2 separate regions of the Mus musculus genome follow, and region 2 is linked to region 1. A link is a loop called in an ENCODE intact Hi-C map of the cell type or tissue named here. Cell type or tissue: heart. All regions are shown on one strand.

Region 1 (8,000 bases):
TACATACTCAAAGTGATCTTTTTTTTTTTTTTTAAGATTTATCTATTTTTATTATATATAAGTACACTGTAGCTGTCTTCAGACACTCCAGAAGAGGGAGTCAGATCTCATTTTGGATGGTTGTGAGCCACCATGTGGTTGCTGGGACTTGAACTTCGGACCTTTGGAAGAGCAGTCGGGTGCTCTTACCCACTGAGCCATCTCACCAGCCCCTCAAGGTGATCTTGCTTCAGCATCACCTGCGATGAGTTTATGATCATCTCTATTCACCAGATCATGAGACTGGAACTTCTCCATGAGGCAGCTTGTCAGGTTGGAGTCTGACAGCTGGTATTCTGACTCGGGCCCTCCTACAACCCTGTGGCTTGTTCCTCACCATATCAGCTGTCTCCTTAGAGAACATGAGTGGTCCCACCCAGACATGCCCTGTAGGCCTGATCACAACCTCAGTAGAACAGTACAGTCGGAAATAAGCCGTCGTTCTGATGGCATCAAGATGGAGTGTAATGAGCTGGCTCACACTTTTCTCTTGGCCATAGATTGGCTCCTCGACCTCTGGTACCGAATGGTCTGAGATCCAGAAGGTAGTCTGTTCTCGGTGACAGAGCATCAGTGCAGGCCAGGTGTCGGGGCACACACTTCAAATCCCAGCACTCAGGAGGCAAAACAGGCAGATCTGTGTTTAAGCCATTCTGGACTACATAGCAAGGTTCAGGACAGCCAGGGCTATGTAGTTAGAGCCAATCTCAAAGGCCAAGGAAATCCCCAAACAGAGCCGTTAGATTTTGATCTACAATCATCCACAGAAGCTGACAGGCTGGCACACCCTCATTATCAGCACTCAGGAGGCAGAGGCAGGAGGATCTGGAATTTCAAGGGTTAGCCTGGTCTACACACCGTAAACTCCCGGCCAGCAAGAGAAAGGACAACAAAATATACCTTCAGGCAAGCTTTTAGGTTGAGATGCTTCCTTCAAAGGACCAATACAAAGGCTAATAAAAACTCATTTTTTCCTTTCTTCCTTCTCCTCACATGCTTGGCTAATGTGTCTGGAATGAAATGAGTCAGACACCTGTCTCACTGAGCCCTGCATTTTATGGCTCAGACTTCAGTGGAAAAGACCCTTCTGGTTGTTTGGCTGCTTGACTGATTGATTGGTTTTCTGTTTTATTTTGTTTTTCTTCTGCTTTTCAAGACAATGTTTCTCTGTAGTCCTGGCTGTCCTCAGGACCAGGCTGGCCTTGAACTCAAAAATCTGCCTGCCTCTGCCCACCTGCAGGCACTTATTTATTTTAAAGATTTATTGTATTTTTATTTGTGTGTGTGTGTGTGTGTGTGTGTGTGTGTGTGTGTGTGTGTGTGTGTGTGTGTATGTATGTATGTATACACAGTCAGTGTGTGTATTGTAGATGTGTGCAGGTGCCTGTGGAGGCCAGAAGAGGACATCAGATCCTCTGGAGCTGTAGTTAGTTGTGAGCAGCTGAGTGGGTGCTGGGAATTGAACCTGGGAGACCAGCCAATGCTCTTAATTGTTGAGCTATTTCTTCAGACCCTATTTAACTTAATGTGTGTGTGTGTGTGTGTGTGTGTGTGTGTGTGTGTGTGTGTGTGTGTGTGTACATATTCATGCCAAGCTCACTCAGCAAGCACAATGGCTATCTTAGCTTGCTTCTGTTCCTGTGGTAAACACCATGACCAAAGGCTAGTTGGGGAGGAAAGGGTTTATTTTGCCTCACATGTCCCTATCACAGTCTATCACGAAGGGACGTCAAGGCAGAAGCCTGGAGTCAGAAACTGAAGCACAGACCAGGGAATAATGCTACTCACTGGCTTGCTCAACTTGCTTATTTACACAGCACAGGACAACCAACCCAGTGGTCTAGGCTTTCCCATATCCATCATCTGTCAGGAGAATACTCCAACAGGTGTGCTTCCAGGCCAGCCTGATGGAGATGTCTTCTCCATTCGGGTTCCTCTTTCCAGATGACTCTAAATAATCGGCACAGCTGCCCAGCTTTCCTTATTTGTGGATTTTTGTTTCTGATACAGTCTCAAGTAGCCTAAACTGGTTTAGAACTTTATATAAAGACAAAGTTAGCCTTGAACTCCTGACTCTCCTGTTTTTACCTTCCAAATACTGGGGTGACACCAGTTTGCAGCACCACATCTAGCTTTGTTATTTTATGTTTTTTTTAGAAACTTAATCTTTTTTTTTTTTTTTTTGGAGGGGGTTATTTGTCACTATGGAGACCAGGCAAGACTCAGACTCATATAGATCTGCCTACCTTTGCCTCCAGAGTGCTGGGATTAAAGTCATATGCCAACATGCCCCGAGTCTTAAAATTAAAAAGGAGGAGGAGGAAGAGGAGGAGGAGGAGGAAGGTATAGCCAAATGGCAAAGTGGTGGTCTAATATGTAAGAATTAGGGTTAGTCCCCAACATTCCCCCAACCCACACAGACTTAAAAATCAGAAAGATGTAGGCAGGTTTGGTGGTTCGTGCTTTAGCTCTTAGGAGGTTGAAGACTGTCCTAAGTTGGAGGTCGGCCTGGACTATCATAGTTGAGTTCCAGGCCAGCCTAGGCTACAAAGTAAGACTATGTCTCATAAAAAGTAAATAAATAAAAGTATTAATTTAGAAGGCTTGGAGAAATGGCTCAGTGGTTAAGAGCACTGACTGCTCTTTTAGAGGTCCTGAGTTCAATTCCCAGCACCCACCGGGCAGCTCACAACTGCCTAATTCCAGTTCCAGGGGATCTGACGCCCTCACACAGACATATATACAGGCAGAACACCAATGCACATAAAATAAAAATAAATTTTAAAAATATTAATCTAGGGGCTGGTGAGATGGCTCAGTGGGTAAGAGCACCCGACTGCTCTTCCGAAGGTCTGGAGTTCAAATTCCAGCAACCACATGGTGGCTCACAACCATCTGTAACAAGATCTGACTCCCTCTTCTGGAGTGTCTGAAGACAGCCACAGTGCACTTACATATAATCAATAAAAAAATCTTTAGAAAATATTAATCTAAATTACATTTTTTTCCCAGAGCAGAGGAAGCCTCTTACCTTTTACAAGACTGAAATCAAGCCAATAAGTAAAGTTAAGGGTGATCTACCATTCCTGGCAAACTAAGTGGGTGAGATGGCTCAGCTGGTAAAGGTGCTTGCCACCAATTTGACTGAGTTCTGTCCCTGAACGGAAAGAGCCAGCTCTACAAAGTTTTTCTTTCACCACACACCTGCTATATGGTTCTTCTGCTATATGGTCCCCCCCCCCGCCCCGACCCCAATATATTTTATTTAATATTTACTTTTAATTTGGTACCCAGTTCTGTGTCACTCCTGCTTACTGCGACACAATTCGTGTGTTGGAGAAAAAAAAAAACGTCCTCCCTGCGCGCAGACCTTGAAAGGATGCACACACAGCCCGCCTTTGTTCAAATTCACCAGGAAGGGAAGACTGAAGAATCCGGACGCAGTTCTGAGAGACGCCGCTTGGCGGCGCTGTGGCTAGCGGGCAGAGTTTTCACCCAGCTACTCATTGGAATTCAGAGAAATCTTGGTCTCTTAGCAACCACACAGCCAAGCTTGCAGAGCACCCAGACTCAGCTGTGGGTTCATCAATCAGTGTGCTCCAAACGCAAAGCTTCTAAACATCAGAGGAAATTCCCCAGCAAATAATACCCGTTACGGGCGCGAAATCGCTACTCAAAATATTGTTTTAAACTATTTTACAAATGTGATCATGCTCAAAAGGCCCCAACAGACCGCCAAATCCACAGCACTTACCGTGGCCTCTCCGTTTTCTGTTCCTTTTTTTTTTTTTTTTTTTTTCTTTGTAAGTCAGCTTCTCATGTATCCTGGGCTGGCTCTGAACTCCCCGATCCTCCTGCCTGTACGTCCCCAGTCCTGGGATTACAGGCACGCGTGACCACACTAGATTTTTTTCATTGCTGGCAGCAACCCCATCTGTTGCTTGGACTTGGTGCACGCTCGGTGAGCTCTGTACAGACCGAGCTCCTGCCTGCCCCTCGGCTGCTTTCATAATTAGGTTCAGAGGACATGCAGATGTCTCCATGGCAATACACGCTTTCCCCTGAGTGGGTGCGCATGTGCAGGGTTAAACAGACAATTTGACTTGGTGTGGAAGGAATTCACTGCAGGCCGGTCTCACTGACCTCAGGCCTCTCAGACCCTCTTTAATTTTTTTGAGCTGCTACAATCTGGTAGGTTCTGGACTTTTCCCAAGTGTGGACATGTCAAGAAGTGCTATCTATTCTTTCGCAGAAGCCTCTTTTAAGAGGGTTTTTGGAGTCCAGTGAGATGATTCAGTGTTTAAGGGTGCTTGACACTGAGCCTGGCTCCTGAGTTTGGTCCCCTAAACCCACAAGGTGGAAGGAGAAAACAGATTCCCATCGTTTGAACTCTGATCTCTATGCATGCTGTGGCGCGCGCGCGTGTGTGTGTGTGTGTGTGTGTGTGTGTGTGTCTATTATAACCCTTATCTAAACCCATGTCTATAACCCCAGCATGTGGGAGGTACAGACAAGAGAGTTAGGAATTCAAGGCCAGGATTGGCTACAGGAGTGTGTGGGAAAACAAAAACCAAACCAAACCAAGTCAAAACAAAGGTATTGCTTTAGTGACTGACTCCATCAGCTCTGAGTTATACAGTAGACGTTACAGAGTTTGGATTGCCTTCATACTTGAAGGACGTGGGATTTTAGCTCCCCAGGGTGACCAAACGCAGGCTGAGGAGGCAGACCTGGAGGTCGGAGGACATCATGTGGTTTGGAGCATGCAACAGTCGACATGGCCTTCCAGCACTTTACTAACCAAAGCGTAGATGCAGAAGACTGATGCTCCTTTAGGGAAACGTTCCAGAGACGCTGCAGTAAGGTGGATACTGTTCTTTTATGTAGTCATGGCAACCTGGCTCTGGTTCCCATCTCTAAACCCAGCACTGGATAGGTGGCCACAGGAGATCCCTGGAACCTGATGGCGGGAAACCAGTGATTTCCAGGCTCATTGAGAAAAGAAAGTGCAGAAGATTGACAAGGGTCTGATGACAGCCTTCCCTGCTCTGTGCTTCAAGTTGGCCTGTACCCACCCCCTGTTTAATGAATTCCTGTCTCATTTGTTAGGTTCGCTCTCTCCCTCCTTTTGAGAAGAGTCTATCACAGTCCCTCGAACCCTGCTCAGGGTGACTTTGAACTTCTGATCTGCCACCTCCTGCGTGCTGGGATTGCAGGTGTTCACACCCTGTCTGTGTGGTGCCGGGGACGTTTGAGCTGGTGTCTGCCAGACAAGCACTCTACCCATCGAGTTCAGCGCCTGGCCCGTTTCCGCATTTGTCCTCAAGACGCTCCCATGATGTCCCGCTCCGGGAGGCTTTAGAGTTTTCAAAGACTTTTTTTTTTCCATACTAGGCAGAGTTCCTGATCTCTCTGGTTGAAAAGCTCATGTTCTCATAGTTTTGTCCTTTTTGGCTGGGAATACTAAACGACGAGGGTCACTCTAACAAGGCCCGGGGCATTCTCCACTTGCATCTCCTCCCAGGCCTCACAGACGAGCCATGACGTGAAGGGATGTTTGCTGTGTCTTTCTGATATTCCTTTCTCTTCCCGTGGCTCTTGGGTTTGGCTGCTCCAGCTTGAACAGCACGTTTGTATCAGTATTTTTGCTCTTCTTTGTTTTGTTTGGTTATTTTAAGACAAGATCTCTCTCTATAGCCCTGTCTGGTCCAGAACTATGTATTGATCTTCTTGTGTTTTTTGAGTTGGCATCTCATATAGACCTGGTTGGCCCCAAACTTGTGATGTTGCTAAGAATGAACCTTCTACCTTTAGCTAAAAGTGGGCGGGACAAGTTTAATGAGGATCATTTCCTGTTTGTTGCTGTAGTCCCAGTAGGGGTGCTCTGGCTGTGGACCTGGGTGGTCTGTCCTGGCCTTCAGACTCAGTTCAGAGTCATTGGTCCCAGAGTCTTGAAAGTGCTTGCCAGGAAGAGGTTGCTGAGGGACACGAGACCGGACTGGGCTTTTCCCGTTCAGATCTTTATCCAACAGAATAGTCTGCTAGGCACAGCTCACTGCCTAACTCCAGCCCAGCCCAGCACAGCCCAGCACAGCCCAGCCATGCTTGGGACCCTGTAACAAGCAAGTAGTAGATTAGTTGAGTTTGTGGTGACCCCAGGATTAAGAATTCAACTGAAGGCTGGGTATAGTAGCATAGCCCTTTAATCCCAGCACTCAAAGAAACAAGGCATGTCGATCTCAGTTCCAGGACAGCCTGGTTTACAAATCGAGCTCCAGGCCAGCCAGAACTGCATAGTGAAACCCTGTTTAAATAAAGATAGAAAAGAAAAATAAACACAGCTGATCTTCTGCCTCATGGTTCCTAGAGTGGGACAGGGCTGCAACAGTTTCAGTCACAGCTACAATGTGTCCTGTGCCATAATCTGACTTTCTGGACAGCTCCGTGCTGTTTACAGTCTGAGTTCCTTCAGCCAGTTCTTCACCCTCTATACTCTGTGTCTCAGATGTACTGTTCTGAGCTGTATTGACCCCCATTTTGGCCATTTCCAGGGGTGCATCGGAGCCTGACTGTCCATGGTCTGTAGCATTCACCTATATCCACAGAGTACACACACCTATACCCCTGCTGAATAACTACCAAACTGATGTCACTGAACAGGGAGAAGAGGCACACTTACTTGGGTTAAAGCAAGCTGTAAAATGCCATTATTTTGCATACTTTTCACACAGGCACCCCTAGTGAGTTGAGGAATATAAAAAGGTGTGCCGATTGAGTAAGTTCTAGGCAGGCCTAGGCAACGGGAATGGTTCAATGAGCAGATGGTAGGAGGTTTTCTTCCATGAGGGCTTCTTAAGGGGGAACTGGATCTGGAGATCAGGCCCATCAGACACTTTAACTGAGTGACTTTGTGCAGTGCACACTCAGCAAAACTTTACATGACAGTCCAGACAGATTAATGACCACTTGTAATCAAGTAAGACAGAGAGTAAATAAGTGGTTCTTAAAATGAACCTAACTAATTGAAGGCTATTATTGCCACAAAGAGCCTCCAATTATACCAACTCAAAGGATAAGTATAACAATATATAGAAACCACCTGGGAATATCCTAATACTGCATTTTGATATGAGCTCATTAAATCTTTTTTTAAGATTTATTTATTATATGTAAGCACACTGTAGCTGTCTTCAGACACTTCAGAAGAGGGTGTTAGATCTCATTACAGATGGTTGCAAGCCACCATGTGGTTCCTAGGACTTGAACTCAGGACCTTCGGAAGAGCCGTCTGCGCTCTTAACCACCGAGCCATCTCACCAGCCCCAAACACTTCTATTTTTGATAACTTAAATCCTTACATACTGTGAATATTTTTATTTTCAGATTTATTTAGTTTGTCTATGGGTGTGGTCAAAAGACAGTTTGGGGGAGGGGGCTTTCCCTTCTGCTGTATGTGTGGGTTCTAGGGATCAACTCAGGTTGTCAGTGTGGTGGCAAGCGCCTTTACCTGCTGACCATCTTGCCAAGCCAATCCCGTGTTATTTAACAGGCAGGTTTTCATACCCCTGTGACTCAGAAAATGGACTAAGGACCCGCCCCATACATTTAAATAAGAAAGGATCATGTGTCTGTGTGCTTGCCTTAGTGAACGCCTATGCAACACCTATGTGCAGGGGCTCATGGGATCTCCTGCAACTGTAGTTAGTTACCTGGGTGCTGGGAACTGAACCTGGGTCTTCTACAAGAGCAGTAAGCAGTCTTCAGCACACTTGACCGTGGAAGCAGAGGTTAGCCCACCACTCTAGTTCTCCCCGTTCTACCATGTGGGGCCTGAAGTCAGGCTGTCCGGCTCTAGCGGCTGTAGGTGTACACAGTTACCCCAGTGCTGTCAAACAGGCAACTGAACGTTATTTTGGTGAAGATACTTTATTTTTCATAAAAATATAATTGTACAATTCTTT
Region 2 (8,000 bases), 440 kb after region 1:
CAGGCCCAAGAAGGTGTAGGGCAGAGGAGAGGAGAGTGATGTCCTGGACTCACAACCCTGAGAGAAAACGCCTGTAAATCTCCATAGCCCTGTCTGCTTCTGTCTCTCTGGGAAAGACAGAGTACTGGAGTCTTGGGTTCCTCCTGTAGGCAGGGAGGAGTGCCTTGGCTTTAGCTTGCCTGACGGGATCAGTTTCTACCTCCCAGGCACATTTGGGACGGCAATAAAGCCTCAGCTCTTTCTTGTTAGCGTGCTTGGAGGGCTCCCCACTCAAAGCCTCTTTGGCATTTTTTTTTGGTTTCGGATAGACAGCAGACAGTGGAAAAAATCCACACCCTGTCTCAAGGTCTGAGATAAACGACGCCTTCGTGGAGAGAATTCTGCTCTATCCTTCACTGTGCTAAAGACCCCGGAGGCACTTTGGCACTTCTAGGGGCTGAGGAGAGAGAGCTGAGACAAAGGTCAGCAATGAAGGAAGGCAAACCCGGCTCCCTTCAGTGCTTCCCTCTGATCCCAGGGTTTCCCTAAGGCTTCTAGAGTCTGTAGTAGTCTCAGCCATTGCTACAGTGTACCCAGTGACTGATCTAATTTAGTCCCCAATTCTCCCTTTTTTCAGCACCTTCTGAATCAGACCTGGGGTTGCTGAATCAAAAATGAATTGTTTCCCACAGGTTCACGCTTTGAATGCCTGTCCTCAATGGTTGGCACTGTTTGGGAAGGTTGTGGAGGTTTAGGGGGTGGGGCCTGCCTGGAGGAAGTGGAAAACTGAGGGCGGGCCTGTGGGGGTATATTATGACTGGCCACTTCCTGCTTTCTTTGCTTCCTGATTGACTACAGAATGAACATCCACCATCTTCTGTACTCTGCAGCCATGTTCTTCTGCCTAAATGTATGTGGCCAACAACCATTGAATGCAACTCTCTGAAATCCTAAGACAAAATAAATTTTTTTCTCCCTTACATTGCTGCTGGTAGGCATTTCTCTCACAATGGCAAGAAAAATAAATATGTCTGACCATACTGGGTGTTTCACAGGGGTCCTGGGTTGGCTGATGCTCTAACTCTATGTACTAGTGTGATTAGAGCTAGTCCTCTTCTCCCTCCATGGGAGACTTTTCTTCTGACTTAGCAGTGGGCTGACATGTTGGCCAACAAGCTAATGGCATTCCTGTGTCTTGGGTGATGTCTTAAGCCAGAGCTCAAGGTCTCCATCGTGTTGCCTTCAAGTGGGCTGAGATTCCCAATTTGCAGAGCCCCGAGCTGTGTCCACACAAACACACCCAGACACTTCTGTCTGGCACATGCTCAACCCAACACACTCAACTCAGCAAGGAGGGCTTACCTTTATTCTTAGAGTCACAAGGTCCTTCAAACCTGAAGTACAGAATCTCCGAGACCCTCTCTTTGAGCTTGCTTCCTCCCTGGCTGTGGATGACATCTGGTGGTGGCCAGGAGTAAACAATTTCAGCCACTCTGTTGGCAATACAAGCCACTTTGGAATCCACAACTGAAACAAGAAAGCACTGCTCAGAGGCCATCCCCAGAACTGGGGATGCAGTGTGGACTTCTGGTTGTTTAGGATGAAGAGGCCAGCCTCAGATAAAAGGACTATGCCCAGGAGTTTGTGTTTGAAGCGGGACAGTCTTCAGAAGGGACTAGCAATTCCCCATAGGCTGGGGTAAGGGGGCAGTATACAGGGGCCCTTCCACACCTTCATCTTTTCTCCCTTGCAAAGAAATGCACCCAACATGGCGTGGGGTGCTAGCATTGCTTGAAAGAATGTTCTTGGTGCTTTTATTTTTATTAAGCTTAATTACATTTGAGGGTAACCTTTATACATTGGAGAAGGAGAGGTGATCTCTCAGTTCCCAGGAAAGTGTTCAGTAGTCTGATACTCCTTGCTTTTATAGTCACAAATTTCCCCTTAAGTTTAATAGAAAACATTCAAGTAATGCTTATAGGTAAACAAGGCTTCATACACACGACCACATCTGTCACCTCAGCACTCAGGAGTCCAGGGCTGCAAGGTCGTGAGTGTCAGACCAGCACAGACTACAGATAGCTCAGAAAAGTGTGTAACATACAACTCATCTTTCCTGAATTTGTAAGCCAGGAAGGGATGTACTGTGTGTTTCCACTCAAGGAAGGAAGATTTACACGGCATAGACTCAAGTTATAGCCACCCAGAAACAATGCAGCTTTGTATCCGCTTGGGGAAGGCGGGGTAGAGCAGGCAGGTACTTGGCTGACTTGTTGGGTAGTCACTGGTGTTCCACCAATCAGCTCACTGTAGGAACTTGAAGTGGTTCTGTGTTTGGTCCCAAGTGGAGTAGCTGAGTGTAATCATACTGTATTTGGAGAAGAGCATTCATTCACAGTAATTAATGATGGGGGTGGGTCAAGAGGTAGGGGTTAGTCTTGGCTACATAGCGAGGTCCTATCTCAAATAAGTAGTAAATAAACCCATACATACATACATATATGTATATTTGTATATATATATATATATATACACACATATCCAAATAATCTAGAATAATCTAGAAAGAAAGCCATCTCTGCCTTTCTCTTTTCTTTCTACTTGAATGGAGATATGATATCTAGAATCTCCACAGCCCTGTAGAATATGTTCTTCAGAACATCCAACATATAATTAGATATGCATAAAACTATGTATTATGGGAGCTGGAGAGATGGCTCAGCACTGGCTGCTCTTCCAGAAGTCCTGAGTTCAATTCCCAGCAACCACATAGTGGCTCACAACCATCTGTAATGGGATCCAATGCCCTCTTCTGGTGTGTCTGAAGACAGTGACAGTGTACTCATACATAAATAAATCTTAAAACAAAAACCTCTCTGTATTATGGTTATATACATTGTAATATATGGTTATTAAGCCTAAGATACAATTTAGCCAATAAACCCACTCTCTCAAATTTAGTTTTTATTCTTAATCTCATCTGAAATTTATTTTTCTTCTTTCTAAAAGGGGAGGAGATGATGTGAGTGATTTCTTTTGAAAAGTTAGGAGGGAAAGCCAAACAATACTTTTGTCATTTCCTCTAGGAAATGCGGAAGGAAGGCTGTGGAAACTTCCTGTCTCTGTGCAGGCCACAGTGACCCCTAAAGCCAGGTCATTGGGGCCTCCAGCTCTGATCCACAGTTGCTGACGCATGCGTGGGAAGACAGGGCAGGAGAGGAGGGCGGAACCCCTCTTGCTGTGGCCTCAGCCACCCGTGCATTTAGAAGCAGATGAACAAATCTGAGAAGATGGCTTCGTGTGGTTCAGGCAGTGTGTCCGCCACAAAGTCTCACTGCCTCTTGAGTGATGGGTTCTGCGTATTCTTAGGAGCCTGCATCCTCGCAGTCTAACTGAAGAAGTTCCCTTGGTCACAGGCTGGTTTGGAGCCATCCATGTCCATGCAGGGCTGATTCCAACTTAGAATGATCACAGCCCTTTAAAACTGAGCCGTTACTGCCATCTGCTGACTAACTATGGACAAGTTTCCTAGGCCCAACAAACCTGGCAGGAAGGGGCTCTGCTGAGGTGGGAGTGGGTGGGATGGCGGGAGAAGCGTCTGCTGAGGTAAAGGGCACTTCAGTGGTGGTAAAGTGGGTGGAGGTAAAGCCCTCAGTGATAGTACAATTTCTTTTTTCCTAACAAGGGAAGACTTTATCAGTTTTTTTAAAAAAAGAATAGTTTACATTTTTTGAAAAACTTCCCTTTTTAAAAGATTGTCTGCACGCATACCAGAAGATGGCATCGGATCCCATGGGACTATAGTTACACACTTTGTGAGCTAGCACATGGGTGCTGGGATTTGAACTCAGGACCTCTGGAAGAGCAGCAGTGCTCTTAACTGCTGAGCCATCTCTCCAGCCCGGTGGCTTATGTTCTGAAAAGTATTTTGTTTCTTTTCAGTTTTCCAAGACAATCTTACAGTATAACCCTAAGCTGGCCTCCAACTTGTTAAGTACCCCAGGCTAGCCTAGAACTGGCCATGCTTTTCTTTCTGAATGCTGAGGACGGCAGGTATGAGCCAGTGTGTTCAACTGAAAACCTATCTGCTTCTATCTCTTTGCCTGAGTGTCTTTCTTTCCTTCTTTCCTTCCTACCTTCCTTCCTTTATTCTTTCCCTCCCTCCCTCCCTCCCTTCTTCCTTCCCTCTTCATCCCTGTTACTCCTCTCATGCCTCTTCCCACTGCCCCCTCTCTTTTCTCTTCTCTCCCTTCTCCTTCCTTCCCTTTCTCTTTCTCCCTCTTTCCATTGTTTGTTTATTTGTTGTTTAAGACAGGGTCTCATGTAGCCCAGGTTGGCATTCATCTCACTATATAGCCAAGGCTGGCCATGAACCCTTGAAAGTCCTGCCTCCATCATCTGGCTCTTCTCTTTGGTCTTTCCATCAACCGGAAGAAGTAGGAGAGGGTGTGACTCTCCAGTATATGGGTGTAAACACAGTACCCAGGCTCCCCAGAGGTGAACTGGCCCAGGAAGAGGCAAAGCCTCTGCCCTGGCTAAGGTGCCTTCTCTCTCAAAGCAAGCTTCTTTACCATCACAGAGCCAGAAAACCCCTACTGCCACCATCCCCTCCCACCCTTCCCTCCTTGGGGAAAGTGGGTGGTTACGGCGGAAATTAAAGAAGTGGAAAGGCCTCTATCTTCAGCAGGTAAGAGGAGGCCAGCCTCTTGGCACACACAAGGAAGGAGAGTGGTGCTAGGCAGAGCTGTTCACAAGCCTACCTTCACTCTCCAGGCGCTGCTCCACACTGCTCAGAGACCTGGGCCAGTGCTGGTTGTGGAAGCCACTCTGCCGCTCTACCGGGAAGGGGCCCTGAGGACCCTGAGCTCGGATCTCCTTTGGGGAGCTCGGCAGGCCTTCCTCCTTCTCGGCCACCCTGAAGAGTGTTCTCCAAGAAGACTTCTTCTTGCCCAAGCTGATGTTCTTTTCGCTGGAGGGGGAACCTCTGCAAGGCAATGATACCTGTGTCCAGGAATCAGTTGACCAAGTCCCCAGGGCTTTCTGGGACAGACTCCTTGTTCTGGAGAGCTTGGGCGAGAAGACAGCCGGGGTGTTCTTGAAGACATGGTGTCTGGCGTAGAAGGCCAGGATTTTGAACTCTATGCTGTTTGGATCATCATCCTCCAGGGGAATGTCTTCCAGGTCATACACACTGGTGCTGCACATGCTGGGTCTGGAACGACAGAGGGCAAAGGTGCTTAGCGTGGGGGAGGGGGGCATTTGCTTTGCAGGTTAAGAGAAAGCATGGGGGAGACCTGGGAGAGCATCTTTTGGCTCTGAGATCACATTGTTAGGATAGGCAGGAGTAACCAGTGTCAGAAGAGCCTGGGGTACTTAACAAGTTGGAGGCCAGCTTAGGGTTATACTGGGACGGGGGGGGGCAGGGGGGGGGAGACAGAAGCATACACAAGCCAGGTAATGACAGACTACGGGCTCTAACGGAGGGGAAGATAGCTGGGTGTGGGGAGGCAGGGGGAAAGTCCGCTTCATATGGAACAGGTGAAGGCAACAGAAAGACAGGGGATGTGCTTTATCTTTAAAACTTCATGGCCAGTTGCCTGGAGGTGGTGGCACACACCTTTAATCCCATCACTTGAGAGGCAGAGGCAGGCAAGTCTCTGTGAGTTTGAGGACAGTCTGGTCTACAAAGCTAGTTCTAGGGCAGCCAAGGCTACATAGAGAAACTTTGTCTTGGGAAAACAAAACTCAACCCATCAAACAAATAAAAACCAAGAACCATGCTGGGGAAGTGGTGGTGCACGCCTTTAATCTCAGCATTTGGGAGGCAGAGGCAGGTGGATTTCTGAGTTCAAGGCCACCCTGGTCTACAGAGTGAGTTCCAGGACAGTCAGGGCTACACAGACAAAACCTGTCTCAAAAAACAAACAAACAAACAAAAATTCAAAAACCAAAGCAAAGCAAACTAATGAACCAAACAAACCAAAAAACTGCATGGGCAGAGAACTTATGAAGACATGCTTGAAGTTTGCTGAGAATGGTACAACACAGGTATCTGATGGCCAGGGCTTGTGTCATGTAGCCCAGGCTGGCCCCAAACTCAATAATTTGGAATCATTCAGAGAAAATAAGTGAAAAGGCAGGTGTAGACACACACACGTATACATACATATGCACACACATATGTTTACATACACTTTTATTATTATTGTTGCTGTTATTAATTATTTAATGTGTATGTGCCTACACATGCCACATGTGGAGGTCTATGGTTCAGTTCTCTTTCCACCACGTGGGTTCTGGGGATGACTCTCAGGTTGGGAGGTTTGTGCATCAAGCACTTGCTGAGCTGCCTTACCAGCCTCATAGCTACCACTTTCGAGTAAGGTATTGAGCAAAGACCTTCTACACTCACAATACTCCATACCCTGTGGGTGTTGTAATTCCTAGTCAGTCCACAGAAATCTCAGGGTCAGATATGGAATGCTGTTTTCCATAGGGCACAAACTAGTTACTGTTGTAGGTAAGCTTCGGATTCGAATTCGGATTAGAAGACCCTTAGACCTGAAGCACAAGCTGTTTGACAATACAGCCTCAGCTGAATTTTGAATGGAAGGATAAATGGAAGGCCAGGCTTTCTTGCATCTGAGATGAAAAGGGAGAGAAGGCCTTGGTGCTCAGCAAAGCAAACTCTCTGCCAAGGCGGAGATTCTCTGGCAGGGAACCAAAAAGGGGTAATTCTAGGATAACTTCAACAAAGAAAATGGTGCAGCGTCCACTCCTTCTGCCCATATGGTTATTTGGAGGAAATGAAGATGATCGAACCACTTCTGCCCATTTCCAGGCTTGGGGTGTTATTCCTAAAGGAATTATGTGATCATGTTCTCCCATAGGAACATGGAAGAGCTCCCTACAACGCCCATTACTGCCTTTCAATATCATAACGTAAATAAATAACGGGACCTCTTACTCAGTGACAGCTTACTCCGAGAGCCAATTACAGGAAACAAGCCATGCAAGCTGAGGCAGAAGGTACCTCAGAAGGCAGAGAGGAGAGGCTAAGTGCACCACAGCCTCTGCAGAGGGAGCAGAGACCCCTCAGACTGGTCTAAAGACATGTCACAGATTGTGAGTGTAGAAGATAATGCACGGGTGGCATGTATGTGCACATACACACTATACAATAATAATATATGTGAATATATAAATATATGTATGTGTATATGCATGTATATAAAATGAAAGTTATACCAGGCACGGTAGCTTATGATCAACACTAGGCAGAAAGATTGCAAGTTCAGGTCAGCGACTATCTTATTCTTCTTTTGTCATGTGCACATCAATTGCTGACAAGAACATGTCTTGAAAACAGGTCATCAGGTGACATACTGCAAACTGTATACTGATGCATGCTAAGAGGGTTATCAGACCAGTTGCTGATATGATCTCAAGGAACAATCCTTATACTTTGTATTTGACCATGGTTGGCCAGAACATTACTGTGTAGCGTGGGACTGTATAACTTTCCCTGCCTCTGTCCTTGGTGGGGGTCTTAGCTAAGCTTCCTTCTCTTGCTGGTCCTGTTTTGTTTTTGGCCTGAGAGCTGAAGATACTGTAATCATGATGGAGCTAAAGTGCTCTTAGTGTAATCCACTGGCACATTCCTCTTTTCCCTTCCACTGTGCTCTCCCATACCAGGGCCAACCTATAGAAGGACAGGATAGCATCAGACAGGGATTTAAGCAGTGGGACATGGTTCAGACAGGCAGACTGGACTCGAGTGTGGGACTTGTGATCATGGTCTGACAGCTCCAAACTCACATTACCATTGGGCGATTCAATCTCTTTGGTCCTTGTTTTCTACATAAACTGAGATTCACATGTCAAGGATCTAGCTCAGTGACAACACACTTACCTAACACACACAAGGACCTGGGTTCCCAGCACCATAAGAAAATAAACAAGCAAACCTCCTCTTGTCTAGACCGAGAATGTTCTCTAACTCCCCTACCTTGGCTTTGATG

What was found. Hi-C counts contacts between places; a loop is a spot of excess contacts. Peaks named below come from ENCODE experiments on the same cell type or tissue, not always from the same donor. Only the 100,000 strongest peaks of a DNase experiment are listed, where the experiment ranks them.
Region 2: it touches region 1 in a loop (3-fold over the local background); 9 of 42 quality-filtered maps call a loop at or near these places.

What each region holds. Positions count from the first base shown.
Region 1 is chr6:134,858,878-134,866,877 of GRCm38, reverse strand. It overlaps a transcript of Crebl2 not described here. Among named protein-coding and RNA genes, the nearest start is that of Crebl2, 33 kb to the right of the region's middle. In heart, no CTCF peak of the experiment used is centred here; a DNase peak (open chromatin) is centred at 3,507; H3K4me3 peaks cover 670 bases.
Region 2 is chr6:134,420,802-134,428,801 of GRCm38, reverse strand. Bcl2l14 (BCL2-like 14 (apoptosis facilitator)) reads right to left here. Exons shown (of 7, transcript NM_025778.3): 3 at 4,740-5,191; 4 at 1,342-1,506. The coding sequence starts at 5,184. Among named protein-coding and RNA genes, the nearest start is that of 4933406J09Rik, 21 kb to the right of the region's middle. In heart, CTCF peaks have their summits at 1,446 (motif pointing left) and 3,492 (motif pointing left); a DNase peak (open chromatin) is centred at 3,181; H3K27ac peaks cover 284 bases; H3K27me3 peaks cover 292 bases.